Regions from separate parts of the Homo sapiens genome. Here region 1 is linked to region 2. The links are chromatin loops, found by intact Hi-C in ENCODE. Cell type or tissue: OCI-LY7. All regions are shown on one strand. Each heading gives the region's core, and the rest is flanking DNA. Links, peaks and the distances in the headings are about the cores only. Region 1 overlaps LOC101928911 (a long non-coding RNA gene). Region 2 overlaps RNGTT (RNA guanylyltransferase and 5'-phosphatase).

Region 1 (8,952 bases), core at 587-8,586, 740 kb after region 2:
CAGAGCCAGGTTTTTAAAAAACACGGAGCCTTCCACTTGTCACCTCCACCTAGGATCCCTTCCCCATCCTGAGCCTTCATCCTGCCTTTTCTCCAAATGCCAGCAATCCTCTCTCATTCTTCAAAAGTCACTTCCTCCATGAAGACTTCCAAAAGCTTTCTCTTGAGAACACTCACGCTTTTGGCTTTGGCCTCATCTGGTAAATACCCTACCATGGGCTTGTTATACAACAGTTCCCTCCATATCTTACTCTTCCACTAGAGTTTGAGTGTCTCTCCCACTGGACTTTGAGCTCTTCAGGGACAGGTCAATAGTTTACTTCTTTATGTTGACAACATGTAGTTGGTCTTTGATAAATGGTTGATGGATGAATGAAAGAATGAATGAATGAGCAGGTATGGAGGGAAGGAGCATGGGCTCAATTTGGAAGGGAGATGAAGGACACTCACTGGTATTTTTCAGTAGGAAGGAAAGTAGCATCTCAATTAGTAGCAGCGTTTGCAAATCAAAGCATGTCTTTTTTTCACCTACAATGAGAAGGGCACTGAGACTTACACAATCACCATTAGAAACTCAAGTAGCCAAAAGCCTGTGGGGTCAAAGAGTATAAGAGAAAGGCCCCAGTGAACACTATGTGCTGGCCCTTAGGAACACTTATGAGAGGAAGTGATGGCCAATATCCAGGTCATTTACATAAGGTTTTAGACAACTAGTAGAACTCTTCAGTCACTTGAAGACTCACAGCGCCGTGTAGAAAGGAATGAGTGTGCGTTCTATTAAGAGTGAGAATTAAGAGGGATGTCATCCTGAGCTTAAGAGGTGCCTTTCTTTCCAGCCAGTCATATTGTATCAGGGGTGTATTCATTTGCTAGCGCTGCCTTTGTGGTACCACAGACTGGGTAGCTTAAACAACAGAAACGTATTGTCTCACAGTTCTAGAAGCTGAATGCCCAAAATCAAGATGTCAATAGGGTTGGTTCACTCTGAGGCTATAAGGAAGACGGGTTCCACACCTGTCTCCTAGCTTCTGGATTTGCTGGCAGTCTCATTGGCTTCTGCTGCCACACCCTAAGCTCTGCCTTCATCTTCACATGGCATTCTCTCTGGGTGTGTATGTGAGTCCAGATTTTTCCTTTTTATAAGGACACTAGTCATATTGGATTAAAGGCACATCCTACTGTGGTATGACCTCATCCTAACATATCTAGTTATAATTGTAATGACTCTATTTCCAAATAAGGTCATATTCCAAGGTATTGGGGGTTAGGGCTTCAACGTATGAAGTTTTGAGGGGATATAATTCACCTACCAAGGGGTTAGGTGGTGTCCATTCCAGAAGATTCTGTTCTCCCAGCATCTTGGGACAATTTATGAGGAACCCACGAGGACAAGAGCTGTGATACTGATGGCTCAGGAAGAGAAGGGCTAGGAGATTCCTAGCAAGCACTATCAATGCACCACTGTGCAAGGGCCTTTAGAAAGCAGACACTGGAAAGGACAAACTATAAAAGGAGGAGACAAAGGGTCTTTAGGACGAGACCCACCTCCTAATGGCTGTTTTGGCAGGTTGTAGAAGACTAACACCAGCAAGCCCTGAAGGATAAAATTGCCACCAGAATTGAGGGTCCCGGGATTGGGAAGGCATTTTGCCAACTGGTTTACCAAAGTCCCAAGGTGTTGATGAATCACTAAAATTAAAGTCCTATATAATTATTTGTATCCAAACTCCAGTTATGTTTAAAAAACAGATTTTTTTTAGAGAGAGAAAGAAAAGAATTTGACAAAATACTGTAGTCTCTCTGCCTTAATTTATAGAAGAAACTCAGAGGGGCCATATATGCTATGATTTAGAAAAAAGAACACCAGATGGAGAAGGAGGAGGACTCTGTTAAGTCCATGTTCTGATGCTAACTAAAGGACCTTAGGCAAACCACTTCATCCCTCTGAACCATACTGTGCTTATCTTAAAATGCCATACGTCTTTCACAGGATGGTCAATTGATTAAGGAGGTAATGGATGTGAAAATATCACTCAACTCTAAGAAATGCTTCTGAAACCAGCCCAATTGTCCCAGAGAACTGATGTTTATGGTTTCTTTGAATAAACGTACAAATTGATCCTCCCAGTCTTAAAATTTGAGAAAGTTATATTTGTCTTCTATGAGTTCCTTTCTCAGAAAGCCAACCATCAGGACTCCCAGATAGTATCAAGGAGCTGAAACTTACTAGATCACTGTATCTGGACAATGAGACACCATATTTCTCACCAATCATGATTGCCTAACTGACCACCTGCTTCCTGTTGACCAAATTCTCTTCTTTACCCCTCCCTAATTCCTGTTTTCCCACACATTTCTCCCCTGCTATATAAGCCCCTAATTTTAGTCAGTCAGGGAGATGGATTTGAGACTCATTTTCCATCTCCTCTGCTACAGCACCTGATTAAAGCCTTCTTCCCTGGCAATACTCATTGTCTCAGTGATTGATTTTCTGTGCAGTGAGCAGCAGGACCTAGACCAGACCCCTGGTGTTTTGGTAACAGTTCTATGAATTCTTAAGTGCAATGATCAGATTCTATTCCTTTTTAAGTCTATAGTAACTAGCACATAGTAGGTGTTCAGCAAATATTTGTTCAGTAGTTGTGAATGAATGAATGAATTCAATCTAGTCCTTACTTGTATTCAGAAAACAGTGTCCAGATCTCAACTCTGAATACCAACTTCCTGAGGCCTTGAAGATGTCCTGATTTACAATCAGGCAATTCCAGAATCATAGGGACAATAGGTTTTCTGAAGGCAGCATCTCAATCATCCTAAAGAAACTATCTTGCTATGGTTGCTGCTTGCGTTCTAAGCAGCCTATTGGAAAGACTACATCCTCTGGCAAAATTCAGCAGAGTTCTCTGAACATCAGCCTCTCAGGACTTGAGAAAGTCTCCCCTGGGTATTGACTGCACATCTGTTACACTCCTCAAAAAGTAAACAAGTAAACCCAGAAAACAAATTCGTTACAGCCAGCATAATCTCCAGCAGTTATTCTTCTGGAGCCCTGTGGCCATGTGGGAGATCTTTGTGCACGTTATTATAACCGGTGTTATTACTGTATATTGCAAGCTCTAACATGGGGATTTTTTCTGTGTCTGGTGACTCACTCTTTTTCTTAGTACCAACTACATTGCTTCTTTGTAGATTGATCAAAATGTCCACATAAGATTTCTTACTTTAGTACCTAACCAATAGTTGGGGGCTGGGAAAAGGAGAGTTAATTTCAAGGCAAACAGGAGAAACTGGCCTGATTGTAACACTTATTGAAACATCCAAATAGTACATTGTAAAGGGACATTTTAAGGGAAATTGTGATAAAGTGGTACTCACCACTCTGAATCTGTGGCTTCAGTCATTAGAATGATTGGACTATGATGTTTTATCCTAACAAGTGATATTTAGGAGCTCATTAGATCCTGGAGGGATGTACTTTACAGCATTTAAATAAACCTAAGTTATTGGACCCTAAAGAGCATAATTGATCATCATTTTTTATTTGATCAAAATGGTTTGCAATTATTCCTGCTGGGAGATTTATCTATTTGCATCTTGCAGTCAGTTTTAGAATTTTATCCCTCTGATCTTGCCATAATATCATGATTAATTGATTGATTCCAGGGTTCAAGAGTCAATAAACCCAGTATTTGTTATTATTTATTATTAAACTGTCCCCAGTGTGCCAGTTGGCATTCAGAGGCTAAAGAAAATACAATTCAGCTCTCACAGCTTCTTAAAGAATTGATTATGCAAGGGGAAAAAAAAGAAGAAAAGAACTCTTTTTGTTCCATCGTGTGAATACCAAATGGGGAAAAAAATAATGAAAAAAATGCATTCTGTATGTATATTAGCCATTATTTACATGCTCTGAAAATCTGGATTGTTGCTCACTTTTAATTTTTTGGTTTCCACCTACTTATATGCATCCATATCTGTATTTGAACCTGCATCTAAGATGAAACTTCCCACTGTACTTATTCCTCACATTGTAAAAACAATTTTACTTGAGCACTGTTTAAGAAACACACAGGCTTGGAAGAAAATGCACAATAAAATTGTCCTGAGCTAAGAAGAATAAAAAATATGTAAGTCCAGGGATATTGATTGTGTCCTGGTGCCCTGGGTGCTTTACTTAGATTAGGACTAAGGCTTCCTTCACCTGAATAAACACTTCTTCACAAGATGGATTTAGCAGTAGCAAAGAATGGGTCACTGAACCCAAGAAAATATAACCATTTCTTGACACCCAGATTTGCTGTCAGACCCCTGGGCAAGTAAAAATAAGACCAAATTGGCCAAATGGGAGGTATCGCAGTAAATAAATGTTACCAAATTTATGCTGTAATTCTCAAATTACGCATTTTAAAATAAACTATCACTAAAACACAGAGCCTAAAAGGGGGTGATTTACATATAAATAATATCATGCTTGGGTATTATAGCCTCCATCAATGATTAACACAAAGCCAGGATGATTATTTGGTGGCTATTTTACAATAAATAAAGATGTAGAAAGCTTAGTGAATTCTTCCCAACACTGCTAAAATGAAGTCAGTATTAACACTGAGATGTAGCTATCCTAACGAAAAATTTCCAGGAAAGTGTCTCTTCCTAGGCCACATTTTTACCCAAAAACTATACATTCTGTATAATTTGAAGTCAAATTGTACAGAATGCTGTTACAAAAATATGCTACTCTCACTTGAAGCTCCAGGAGAGATGTTTGCATAATCCAAAAAAGGAATTCATCACCAAAAGCCCAATAAAAACCCAAAGGTGTAAGGATGCTACTGAGCTAAGATTGATGGTATGTCCTAAAAGCACCAGCTGTGTAAAATATGAAACCATCCACTATGCTGACGTCCCGAAGGAGCCTGATGAGAGGCACATGCAATACCACATGTCCTGCATGACAGGCGAGACAACAATGGTCGACCAGATGTTCTTTTCCTTCTCATTTGCATGGTTAGGACATATGGTAACTGGGAAGAATGAAGTCATCACTTAAGAAGTGATATGAATAGCTTGAAATATAATTGTTTCAAATCATAGACCCCACACCTGTCACGGATTAATGATGTTTGAACCTCTAAAAGTAAACATGTTAAGTATAACCTAAACACCTCATGTCATGCGGTGTTTTTTTAATGCCTTACCACACATTTGCAATCCCTAAAATAAATCATACCTCTTTGGATAGTTTTAGATTGCTAAGTTTTATCTGGAGAAAAGGTTTGGTTTCCTTACACATGTTAAACTTGGGAGTATTTCAACACTTGCAATAGCAATATTTGGATGTCAGTAAGATCTAGATTTCAACACCAATGGATGATTTGGTATATAAAACATCTGGTGTGTTTGTGAGAGAGTATCAGATTTAAATCAGTGATAGCCACAGTCCTTCTCGTTACATAAGCCCTTTAGTAGTAAGTTTAGTTTCTGGTCTCTGTACCTAATGCCTAAAGTAAGACAAACATATATTTTTAAAGGTTGCCTTAAGTAAAATAACAGCAAAGAAGAAAGCAAAATTGCTTGCCATTTTGAGAACATGAGCACCCAGACAACCCAGCTCCAACTTATTGCAGCCGATCTCATACTCAGGAATATTGAGGACAAAATTTTGATAGTGATGGTGGAGCACAAATAAAACAAAAACCTTGAAATTTGACATGCCGAGAATTCCCAAGGAATACATAGAGTTGGGACTCTGTTTTCTTGGATTTGAAGAAGGCAAGAAAAACTCATTTATTCTTTCCTCTTGCAACATAATTGATTTCTATAATAGAAAAGGAAATTTTTGCCCCACCTATGGTCTTAATGCTTCTATTTTGACAGATCTCCTAAAAATCTAGTAATGTCAACATTCCTTGTGTATTTGAAGCAATACTACAAACAAGATATATTAAAGGAGTCTACCCTGCTGTAAAACATATTATAATTGATTTTTATGAAGCATCCCTTGGTCATCACACAGCAGTATTTTGGAGTCAGTATATGAACCACATCAAAGAAGAGAAATAAGGTTTGAAGTTTATTCTCATGTAAGATGTGGTTCCTAATAAGTAGAACTTCTGAGTTGAAATCATATCTCTTGTCCAATGAGGATGAGATTTTGGAAAGATAGACCAAGAGAGACACTCAGGGAAAATATGCAACAGTGTCTGTAAGAGAAACCATAGAGGAGAAAGAACTTAACTGTATCAGACATATCATAATTGAACGCTGTCAGATCAATCTCTGCTGGGAGCAGTCTTACACATTGCATATGTAATCTTCACTGTCTTTAAGTTAACACATAAATACGGACAATACGGGCAGAATTCTTGGGTCAAATCGATCCTGAAATCCAGTTGGATAGACCTACGAGACTGACCCTTCTATTTCATGGGCTTATCGACATAATTTTCCATGTCTAGGTATAGTTATGTCTAGACCAGAAGGCAACACCAATATCACAACAATGCTATGTCCAGCTGGCTCCAGGCAAAATTGTGAGTCGGTTGTGAGTTTGACCAAACACAATCACCATTTCAGTGTTCTGCTTTCCATTTTCAGTGTCTCCTCCAGTAATGGTCAGTGGTTTTTCTACCCCTCACCTCACCCCTCACCCCCAGGATGCCAGCTCATTATGCCCCTGGCAAAACAGTGCTGCCCACCCAGCCACACTGTCCCATGCTGTAGCTTTTTTGTACATGTTCTTTAATTGAAGAAATTTCCCTCTATTACTAATTTGCTGAGAGTGTTTTTAAAAAATCATGAATGGGTGTTGAATTTTGTCAAATGCTTTTTCCATGCTAACTGATATGATTACTTAATTTTTCTTCTTCAGCTAATTGAAGGGTGAATTACAATGACTTTTGAAAGTTGGAGCAGCCCTTAATTGCTTTTTAAACACCAATAGAAAAACAAAATTCTATTCAATGAGTATAATAAGTAATAAAACCCACCTCAACATTTTCTGACATGAGATAAAGATTGAAAACATTTATTGATGTCATCGTTTTAATGTGGAGAAGGCATAAAACCATTTGCATTTATAAAAACATAAAATAATATTGCTAGACATAAGGAATATTTTAATTCTTATGTGCAGTATGGAAGCTCTAGGATTCTTTACATTCTCTCTTTTTATAGAGAAAACCTCTAACTTCCTAGGCTGGAATATCAAGAGTGTAAAGTGGTATTTTTACTTTAAAAACCCACAGAAAATGTTTTTTTATTTTCAGCAGGAAATGGCTCACTTTGATGGAGCTACATCACTAACTTGTGATTGAAGAATATTACTTCTAAGACTTTTAAATCTTGTTGCATTTCCCAGCTAGATGCATAAAACAGGATCCTATTTGGTGTTTGTTCCACAAAACAGATAAAGTGGAGCCCGTATCTGGGTTGGTTCACAGGATTCAAGTCCCTTCTGTTGAACTAACACATGATGAAATATTAATAGGGGAATTCAAGGATATTAACATACCAGAGAGTATTTCTATTTTGTTTTCTTATATTTAACACTCTCACATGAAAGTTAAACTCTGAGTCAGGTGTTCAGGCATTGGACAGAAAGTCTGGAGATTTTGGTCAGTAGGCTGCATTTGGGGTCCCTCCTCAATATACTATGTGGTTGATTGCCTCCTTCAACTACATATAATGCTTTTCAGAGCCCTTGAGTAGCTGCTGTTGTTGTTGTTGTTGTTTAATTTTATCCTGAAGATTTAGTTGCAATCAGTGGGAGGGATGGGACATAGAGAGCTTATGCCACCATAGCAGAGCTGAAATTCTCAACAACTCACTTCATGATGAGTAAACTGAGGCCCAGAGAGATGAACAATGATGGCAGCAATTCCTCGTATTTGATGTAGACTTTATGGTTTACAAAGCACTTCCTCATATTACCCATTTCATGCTTACAATAATCTATTGTGAGGGTATAGTCTAATAATGCCACAGATTCCGGCAAGTTACAATTTATGCTACAAAATTATGACTGTGCTTAAAATTTCATTTTTATTTCTCTCTGCTGTTTTTCTGGATTTATACAAGTAATATAACCCAACAGACAATGTAGGAGGACAGGGATTTGCAGCATTAGAACATAAATCTGCAATTAAATAGAAAAATTTTGAGAGGTCTCAAACTGAGACCAAAAAAAACACTAGACACAGATGATACTTTCCTTGAAGTGCCCAAGGGTGATGGAGGGGATGAACCCAAAAGTCATACTAAGATGAGCTGCACTGATGTGAAAGAAAAGGAATTTGGATCAAAACAAGTAGAAAGTTTTGAGCTGAACCCCCTCATCCATATGCTCCACACACCAACGTAGAGGAAGCCAGGATATCAGGGAGAAGGGGGCTCTTTGCCATTTGTAAAAAGATTCTGTTTTTTAGCTTTACTCATGATGCCTTCCATTTTCATCCCACCTTTGTTTCTTCCAGAGCATTCTCACATGTCCAATCTTATTTCAGCCACATAGCAACATGAGATTGGCAAGACAGACACTTGCTTTACTGTATACAGATTCTTACTGCTGCCTTTACAAATGAGAAACTGAAGCCCAGTGCATTTGAGTGCCTTACTCAAGGTCACACAGCTGGTTTGGAAATGAGCAGGAGCTTGGACTCTCACATAACATGAGTCAGGCAAGGTCTTCAACATGCAGTAAAGCAGGTTAAACACTCCAGATTGACACATACATGACTGTGTCCTAAACTCCATCAACTGACAGGAAAGGAATTTAAAAGATTTTAGCCCACAAGAGAAATGACCTGTTGGGGAGATATTAGCAGAGCAGAAATTTCAACAAACGTTTGAAAAATGGCAAAGGAATGGAAGTATGGTTTTGATTCAGCAAGGAGGAGACACATCCAGGTTGCTAAAAAAAAATAAATAAATAAAGTGGGGGAGAATACTAAAA
Region 2 (8,952 bases), core at 740-8,739:
TCATTAGTTGCGTATCTGACTGAAGGGCATGAAGACACCACCATTCATGAAGGAGAAACTTCCTGTTGCTGGGTTTCTAACCTAGCAAATGCAAGATGTGCCATTTACACAGTGGTTCCTCATTATAGAGGCACAAACACCAATAGATTTCAGCAGAGGAACGTTTTTTGAAGTACTAGTCTAACGTGTTTTAAAAAGGTAACGTGACACGTATTTTACTTCTTTTAGTAGGCGGACACACTTTCTTAAAGTAATAATACGTCATGGCCCTGCTATAAGGTAGTAGTTCTAGAAGACTGTTTATCTAATAATTCAGACTAAAGCTATTTATATTGCTGTGACACCACGTGGAAAACTTTTATAATTCCATCTTATTTCTGATGTATATGTTTTATTTTCTCTGCCTTCATAAGAACTAAAAACCAAAGTTATTTACGTGAAAACAAGATTTTTGTTTGAGTTCATTTACTTGAGATATGTTTAAAAAATCCACCTTCTGTCACACTATAGAAGTAGATTTTGAATTATCAAAAGGTAGAATTATAACTTCAGAAAAGAAAAAAATGGTCAATTTAGTTTAACTCTATGTACAAAAATTTATTTATAGTCTCATATATTCATTCCACACCCCCGTTCTTCTTTCCTTCTTTCTCCCTCTGTCCTTCTTCTTAATAATAATTTTTAATTCTGACCAAAATAAGTTGTGGCAGTACTTTCTTAGCATAACCTGGACTGTTGAAGAGTAATTCTGTTCTTTAAAAAAATCCCCAATGGGCTGGGTGCAGTGGCTCACCCATGTAATCCCAGCACTTTGGGAGGCCAAGGCCAGAGGATTGCTTAAGCCCAGGAGTTTGAGACCATCCTGAACAACATGGGGATACCCCATCTCTACAAAAAAAATTGCAATATTAGCCAGGTGTGGTAGTGCACAACTGTGGTCTCAACTGCTTGGGAGGCTGAGGCGGGAGGATGACTTGAGCCAAGGAAGTTGAGGCTGCAGTGAGCTGTGACCGCACCACTGCACTCCAACCTGGGTGACAGACTGAGACTTTGTCTCAGAAAAAAAAAAAGAAAAATCTGTGGTAGGGAGCCCCATGGAGAAAAGGTGGAAGCAAGATAAAAAGACATGGAAGCCAACCTGAGAGTTTTCAGTGGCCAAAACTAGAACAATTTGAGCAATGAAATAAGTGACGAGTATTTTATTATAAACCAAATAATAAAATAAATATCCATGAGTCCATACCAATACAGATAAGCAATTAAATGAATAAATAGGGGAGAAGGGACAAATCTTTCTTATGGAAGAACTCTAGATAATAGATGTAGAAGGAATGGAGGATACAGAAAAATCCCATTAGAACACCGCAGGAATAATTGCTCAGGCAAGAGTTACAGATGAATGCCAAAATTAATAAGTGAAACTTTTCTTTGAGCTGCTAATTTAAAATCTTGAGAAGTACTAGATCCGTTTTCATCTGATAGTTTCTTAACCCCAGATTATTTATAGATTCAAATAGTATAAAAGTGTGGTATGCAATCAGATGGATACAGGCAACAAATTTTTTTCAACATAAAATATATGGTGTGTTGCTCTGTTTTTTTCAGAAACAGTAAAACCTCATCAGTTCAATGTAATTTGGGGTACAGATGTGAAATCTTGTTTTATAAATATTTTATTCTTTTTACTTTCAAGGTCTCATTAACTCAAACTAGGATAACAGTTGATTAGAAGACCTGATGGGGTCCTGTTTTAGTAAATAATAATATGTAATTGGCTGAGGATGATTATTGTCATAGTAACAAATTAGATCTAAAATTAAACTCCTCTCCCTTATACCGGTCATTCTTTTGATCCGACCATTATTGGAAACTGTTTTTAGTTTGTATACATGTGGGAGATATTATTTTTATTAGTTAAATATATTTTACCACCTAACCAAATGAGTAACTTGTAGTGCATCTATCTTGGGACTATAACTGGTGTGATCAATGAAGAATGATGTATTGTTCTTAAATACGGAAATACGTTTAGGTTAGTAGTGGCAGGTACGTGCATTTTCTGGAAAGCTCTGTTTACCAGATTTTTAGTGGCCAAGGAGATACACAGATAGTTAATAGTACTGCTTAATTGTTACAGTCAGATTGAGTAACATAATTTATAGCAATTCTGAAACTGAGAACACAAGAATGATAAGCTATATGATAAAGACCACAGTTGCTAGTCAGCAAAAGTGCAGACTACACATTGTTGACTAGCAAGCCATTCTTGTAAAGTACATATGATAAAATTTTCTTGACAGCTGTTTTCAAAGTCAGCCTTCCTATGTCATCATGGTTCCTTTAGTAAATTTACTTCTAAGGTTTTTTTTTTTTAATTAAGCAGTGTTTCTTGCTGAAAGAAATCAAAGAAGATACAAATAAATAGAAAGACATTGGTGCTTGTGGATTGGAAGACTTAATATTGTTAAAACATCTATACTACTAAAATGCATTCCACCCCTATCAAAATCCCAATAGTATTTTTTGCAGAAATTAAAAAACTATCTTAAAATTCATACAGAATCTCAATAGACCCCAAAAGGCCAAAACAATCTTGAGAAAGAACAAAGTTGGAGGCCTCACACTTCCTGATTTCAAAACATACTTCAAAGCATCTAATTTAGATGGCATACTTAATTACTGGCATAAAGATAGAGATACAAATCAATGGAGCAGAATAGAGAGCCCAGAAATAAATCATTGCATATATGGCCAAATGATTTGCCACAAGGGCGCCAATACTACACAATGGGAAGGGACAATCAATATCTTCAACTAACAGTGTTGGGAAAGCAATATCCACATGCAAAAGAATGAAGTTGAACCCCTACCTTACACCATATACAAAAATTAACACAAAAATAAAGACCAAAACATAAGACCTTAAACTATTAAACTTGTAAAAGATAACATAGGAGAAATCTTTTTTTTGGAGATGGAGTCTCCCTCTCTTGCCCAGGCTGGAGTGCAGTGGCACGATCTCAGCTCACTGCAAGCTCCGCCTCCCAGGTTCATGCCATTATCCTGCCTCAGCCTCCCGAGTAGCTGGGACTGCAGGCACCTGCCACCACGCCCGGCTAATCTTTTTGTATTTTTAGTAGAGACAGGGTTTCACTGTGTTAGCCAGGATGGTCTCGATCTGACCTCATGATCTGCCCACCTCGGCCTCCCAAAGTGCTGGGATTACAGGCGTGAGCCACTGTGCCCGGCCAGGACAAATCTTTAGGACATTGGATTAGGCAATGATTTCTTGTGTGCAACACCAAAATCATAGGCAACAAAATAAAAAATAGACAAAGAGGACTACATCAAAGTTAAAAACTTATGTACATCAAAGGAATCAATCAGCAGTGTGAAAAGGCAGCCTACAGAATGGGAGAAAATAATTGCAAATTGTACATCTGATAAGAAGTTAATGTCCAGAATATATAAGGAACTCCTACATCTCAACAACAATAAACAACCCAATTAAAAAAATTGACAAAGTTTCTTGTATACTGAAGAAAGTATACTGAAGAAAGTATACAGCCAATAAGCACATGGAAAGATTCTCAGTCATTAGTGAAATGCAAATCAAGACCACAATGAGATAGCACCTGACACCATCAGGATGGCCACTATGAAAGAACAAAAAGTTTAAATTAGAGCACAGTAAACAATGGGCGTCAATTTTTTTTAAAAAAAAAAGGAACAAAAACTAACAGGTGTTAAGGATGTGACATTGGAACCCTTGCATACTGTTAGTGAGAATGTAAATTGATGCAGCCATTATGGAAAACAAAGGGGTCCTCAAAAGATTAAAAATAAAATTATGATCCAGTGATACTGCCTCTGGGTGTATAGCCAAAATAATTTAAAACCGGATCTCAAAGAGATATTTTCACACCCACGTTCTTTGCAACATTATCCAAAATAGCCAAGAGGTAGAAGCAGCCCACGTGTCCATTGACAGATGAATGGCTAAAGAAAATGTGGTGTATACATACAGTGGAATATTATTCTACCTTTAAAAAGAAAGAATTTCTGTCACATGCTACAACATGAATAAACCTCAAGGACATTATGCTAAGTGAAACAAGCCAATCACAAAAGGACAAATAGTGTGTGATTCTGTTAATACTCGTATGAAGTATCTAAAGTAGTCAAAATCATAGAAACAGAAAGTAGAAAGGCAGTTATCAAGGTCTGGGTAGAGGGGAAGGGGGGCAATTAGTGTTTAGGGAGTATAGCATTTCAGTGTTGCAAGATGGAAAAGTTCTAGACATACACTTAGCATTGCTGAACTGTACACTTAAAAATGGTTAAGATGGAAAATTCAATGTTTTTTTACCACAGATTTTAAAAAGCAATGTTTCATTGCCTAATTTTATATTTGGTTAACAATTTTACTGATTGTTCTATGTCCCAGGCACTTTCAATTATTATTCTTTCAGTGACCCAGTAAATTAGGAACTTGTTCCCCATTTTAGAAATTAGGAAATAGACACTGAAAGGTTTAGAAACTTATTTCTGTTAGACCTTACATGTGGTATAGCAAAACTGTGTTTACCTAACTGAATGAGTTGTCCAATACTTGCATATACACAGTGTTTCCAAAATAAAAGAATGGGTCCCTAGAAAGCAAGGCAAGAGAATTGAGACTAAAATAATGAATATTTGAGGATAAATTTGGCAAGTTTGCTACTTGGAATATCACTTTTTTGGGCATGTCTAGTTCCAAAACCACTGAGTGTATTGCACCTGTTGGATTTGTTGAAAATGCAGATGGTACAATCAAATGTAAAGGGAAAGGAATATAGTTTGAAAGTTTTTATGAAGACATGTGCTGCCTAATCTGCGAATTGAAAGCATCTTTTAAAAACTTACTTCTCGTCATATTCCTAGGTGGTAGTGAATATGTGGGTAGAAAAATGAGAATGTTTCAGATAATGCTAATGAAGTTAAATGATTGCAGTCTACCATATTGTGAGGAAAAGTTGTTAGCCATGAAAGATGAGGACAGAATTAAAATATTACCATGACTGGCATTTGATTTGAAAACTACAAAGATAAGCTTAGGTTCCTATTTATGAAAACCATTCTCACAGCCCAGTGAAATATCTTTTAAAAGGTTCGTAGTTACCATGGATACTTGTTAGCTTTGATAGAGTATCCATATTCAGTCATCTGAGGTGAAGAAGCCAAAAAACCCATCAACTAATGTCACAAATAGCTTCATCTGTAAATTTGTACTAGTTTGGGGATGGAAAGGCTAAGTTTCCTGAAGATTAGATTGTTGGTTAATTGTCACTGCTTGGAAAGCAAAATATTTAGGATGTACATTGCCTGAATTTGATCCTAGTATTCACTATTGATATGTAACTTTTTCATTTAACTAGTACACGGCATTTCTTAGATTTTAACATAGGAATTTAGATGGTTAGACCTTTCTGAAAGTTGATGAAACCTAGGCAGTATACTCAATTTCTGAAAGCCGTAGAGACACAGACAATATTGAAGGTATTGGTCCCCATGGTAACATATTTGCATTTGGCCCAGCATGGCTGGTTTCTGCCTAGCTTCTTTTAATTGCTATATATTGACAGCCATTTTCACAATTATTTATAAAATGTCGGATAAGTGAGCATGTGTACAAGGGAGTGCACACCATACCTTAAGCTTGATTAGATACTTCAGATGACAAAGAGCTCTCTGCATGAAGAGTTACTGAGGTATTTTTATCATTTCCTAATGTGCCTGTCACATAGTAGAAGCAAAAAGCCTTTCAAGTTATTTAAATATTTTCCTCAATTCTCTTTCAAAACAGGTGACAAAAGAGCTGAAACAGTATGACAACAAAATTATAGAATGCAAATTTGAGAACAACAGCTGGGTCTTCATGAGACAGAGAACAGACAAAAGTTTTCCTAATGCCTACAACACTGCCATGGGTGAGTATGACAACTTACCAGTGCTTATTATATTTAAAACAAAAATTAAGGTGTTAGACCCAAAGTGTGCTGCCTTTGTTGTTTTGCTTAATGGGGCATAGTCATTTGGACTTCATCCTTGTTTGATGGGAAAGATACGTCAAGTCTGTATTCTGTTTGGCTCCAGTTGGCTTGTAGGTTCTACTCTCTAAACTGGTGATCTTGTGCCCATGCACCCAAAAGAGAAGTTTAAAGGGCAGGATACTGGGCTGTATACAAGTTGAATTTATTGAACAACAACAACAACAGAAACCATGATAATTTCAGATCTATTCAAAACTATAAAAACCATTGTTTGCCAGATGGTAAAAGACAAAATTATCAGGGGAAAATGTAATTTCCAGCTCTTAAAATAGCTTTATAAACAATGGAGAACAAAGTAAACGAAAACCATTTAAAAAGACAAAATCTGCTATGCTATTCTTCAGAGTGTTCTTTGGGTACAATATGAATGCTTTGGGAATTCAGAATAGTAAGTTTCTTTCATGGGGAACAACACAAATTAATTGAAGTTTATAAGGTATACCACTACCAGTAGCAGTTGTTGTTCTGGATTGCATTTTTAGTGGAGTTGAAAAAAGGTAAAAACCAAGATAACAGGTTAATCAAACTTTACTTTTAGAATGTGCAGTTGATGAGGAGGATGATGATGATGATATGATAAGCTAATGAGAAAATATTGAAATTGCCAATTTCAGCTTTGCAGTTTAAAAGTTACTGTTGTACATTTAGGAGTTCTCATTGGAACTAGCATCCATGTTCAGACAAGATGAGTTAATTTCAAAAGTCAGGATGATTAAGCCAATGTCTTTTCTTCTAAGACCAAATAGGTAAATAAAATGAAAAGGACTGGCACTAAATTTTGATAAGAGAAGATAATATGGTCTGCTAGCTACAATGAAACCACCTATTCAACAGGAATGGTGGCTGGTGCCATGTTTTATGTTTCGTAGAGTAGACTTCTTTCTGAGAGAAAGATTGAAGGACTATAGTGCACGTTTTCTGTAGAAGTTTTAGTTGAATACAGACTATGGTGCAATGTGTTGTGTTAGATTAAAATCCCATAAAAACTGGTTTGGGAGGGATAGAAAACCGTGGGGAAGACATGCTTATAGCCCAAACATTTAAAGTTTTGGTTTAAAATTAATACTGCAGTAAAGAGTAGCCATTAGACAAGCACATATTTTGGGTGTAGGGTAGGGAGGAGATAGTTCAATGTGAAGCACATCACTCAAATGGGTAAAATGGAAAGTATTTAGTATATTGGGATGAAAACCTTTCTCATAAGCCTGTGGTGAGTCAGCTGCCTTAATTAACCCTCACATGAGACCTGTCTCCCTTTGTCCACAGCTGTGTGTAACAGCATCTCAAACCCTGTCACCAAGGAGATGCTGTTTGAGTTCATCGACAGATGTACTGCAGCTTCTCAAGGACAGAAGCGAAAACATCATCTGGACCCTGACACGGAGCTCATGCCACCACCACCTCCCAAAAGACCACGCCCTTTAACCTAAGACCTGCCTGTGACTTGAGGGTTAAGAAGAAAGAGGAATGAGGAAAAAACGCTGTTGCCCATTTTTGTAGCCAGAGAAATTGAAAAACGACTGTGGCTTGATGTTGATACACATTTGAATTTTTTTTAAAAAAAGAAAGTTATCGTAGCCAGCCTGTAAATACTTGATGCATTCGTTTCCTCAGTGCTGCAATACATCGTGGACTTAAACATCTTATTTATCTGATAAACTCAGCCTTACCTTGTGGAATCTGAAGATTGAAATATCCAAAGGTTTAAACAAGATGGAAATCAATGAAAAAGAGGCCTTGTTTATATATGGGTAGCTTCACATTTAATTTATAAAGTTAACAATCTGGAAACTGTGAGCCCATAAAACAGTATTTTTTAGAAGTTGTGTTACAACTGTAGCAAATTTTCCTTTTAAAAAATCCAGGCAATGGCATTAAACATTCTTGCTATCATTTACCATGGATTTCCTACATTTCTGAGATCCCTGTATTCAAAAACAAATGACAGGGTTGTTAAGTTGTACTATATTAAACAACTTGGTCTGGTTTATATCATTTTAACAAGTTTTTTGGAAATGTAAAAGAAAAAAGTAAAGCTCCATTTTTGTGAATTGCATTGTTTCTAAAGGAAGTATTTTGAGTATTTTCATCTGTTTGTATTGTTTCGACTATGATATCAGATATCCAGTGTGTCCATTCTGGCAGTGGTTTTGAGTTACTTCATGGAACTTGGACATACACCACCAGGTCCTTTATGTGTTGTTCTCCTGGGAGACTTCTTTTTTTAAATGCCAGGGCTACTTCTGCTTTACCTCAGTGGTATCAGCACATTGTAAATTACGTTAAAACACACAACTCACTGTGATCTATGGGAGTGATATCAAATACAAACGATGTTGTGTTCCTTCTCTCGAACAAAACAGCAAAGGGAATGCCAGCTAACTTCTTTGATTAGAAGGTAATGTCATGGAATAGAATGCTGTCACCAGAAAATGCTCTCCCACTGCTAGATAAATGCAGAGGCAAAGTGTAGACATCTGTAGGAACTAAATATCAAGGAAATCAAGACATTTATTTTCAAAGCGAGAATTCTATCTACATTCTATTCTGCGGATGTTATTTCTGTTATACATCTGAATTTTAAAATGTTTACTGATAGATAATGGATTTAAAGGGCGGCTAATTGATTGTCTGCCATTGTTGATAAACTGTTCTAATTGGTTTGTGAAAGAACTCTGAGAATTAGCTAAATGGAGGCTAGTGTATTTATTTTTAGAGGTACATGTTTTAAGTAAATGTATTTAAAACAAATTTTCATGGTCTGAATTGTATATGTAAATGCATATCTGTGTAAGTATATGCAAGTGTATATTCTTCTACTGATTCAGTCAGACACGAAATCCAACTGAATTACCCGGTA

What was found. Peaks named below come from ENCODE experiments on the same cell type or tissue, not always from the same donor. Only the 100,000 strongest peaks of a DNase experiment are listed, where the experiment ranks them.
Region 1: a loop joins it to region 2, with 14 times the contacts of the local background. A loop is called at or near these places in 2 of 110 quality-filtered maps.

Annotation. Positions count from the first base shown.
Region 1 is chr6:87,875,710-87,884,661 of GRCh38, reverse strand. All of the region lies in intron 2 of LOC101928911 (a long non-coding RNA gene), which reads right to left. Among named protein-coding and RNA genes, the nearest start is that of SPACA1, 170 kb to the left of the region's middle. In OCI-LY7, for the core only: no CTCF peak of the experiment used is centred there; DNase peaks (open chromatin) are centred at 2,451, 2,951 and 4,961; H3K4me3 peaks cover 3,439 bases; H3K27ac peaks cover 6,525 bases.
Region 2 is chr6:88,611,289-88,620,240 of GRCh38, reverse strand. It overlaps RNGTT (RNA guanylyltransferase and 5'-phosphatase), which reads left to right. Exons shown (of 16, transcript NM_003800.5): 15 at 5,846-5,969; 16 at 7,359-8,952. The coding sequence ends at 7,522. Among named protein-coding and RNA genes, the nearest start is that of RNGTT, 350 kb to the left of the region's middle. In OCI-LY7, for the core only: no CTCF peak of the experiment used is centred there; DNase peaks (open chromatin) are centred at 3,700, 5,680, 7,420, 8,290 and 2 weaker places; H3K4me3 peaks cover 6,488 bases; H3K27ac peaks cover 8,000 bases.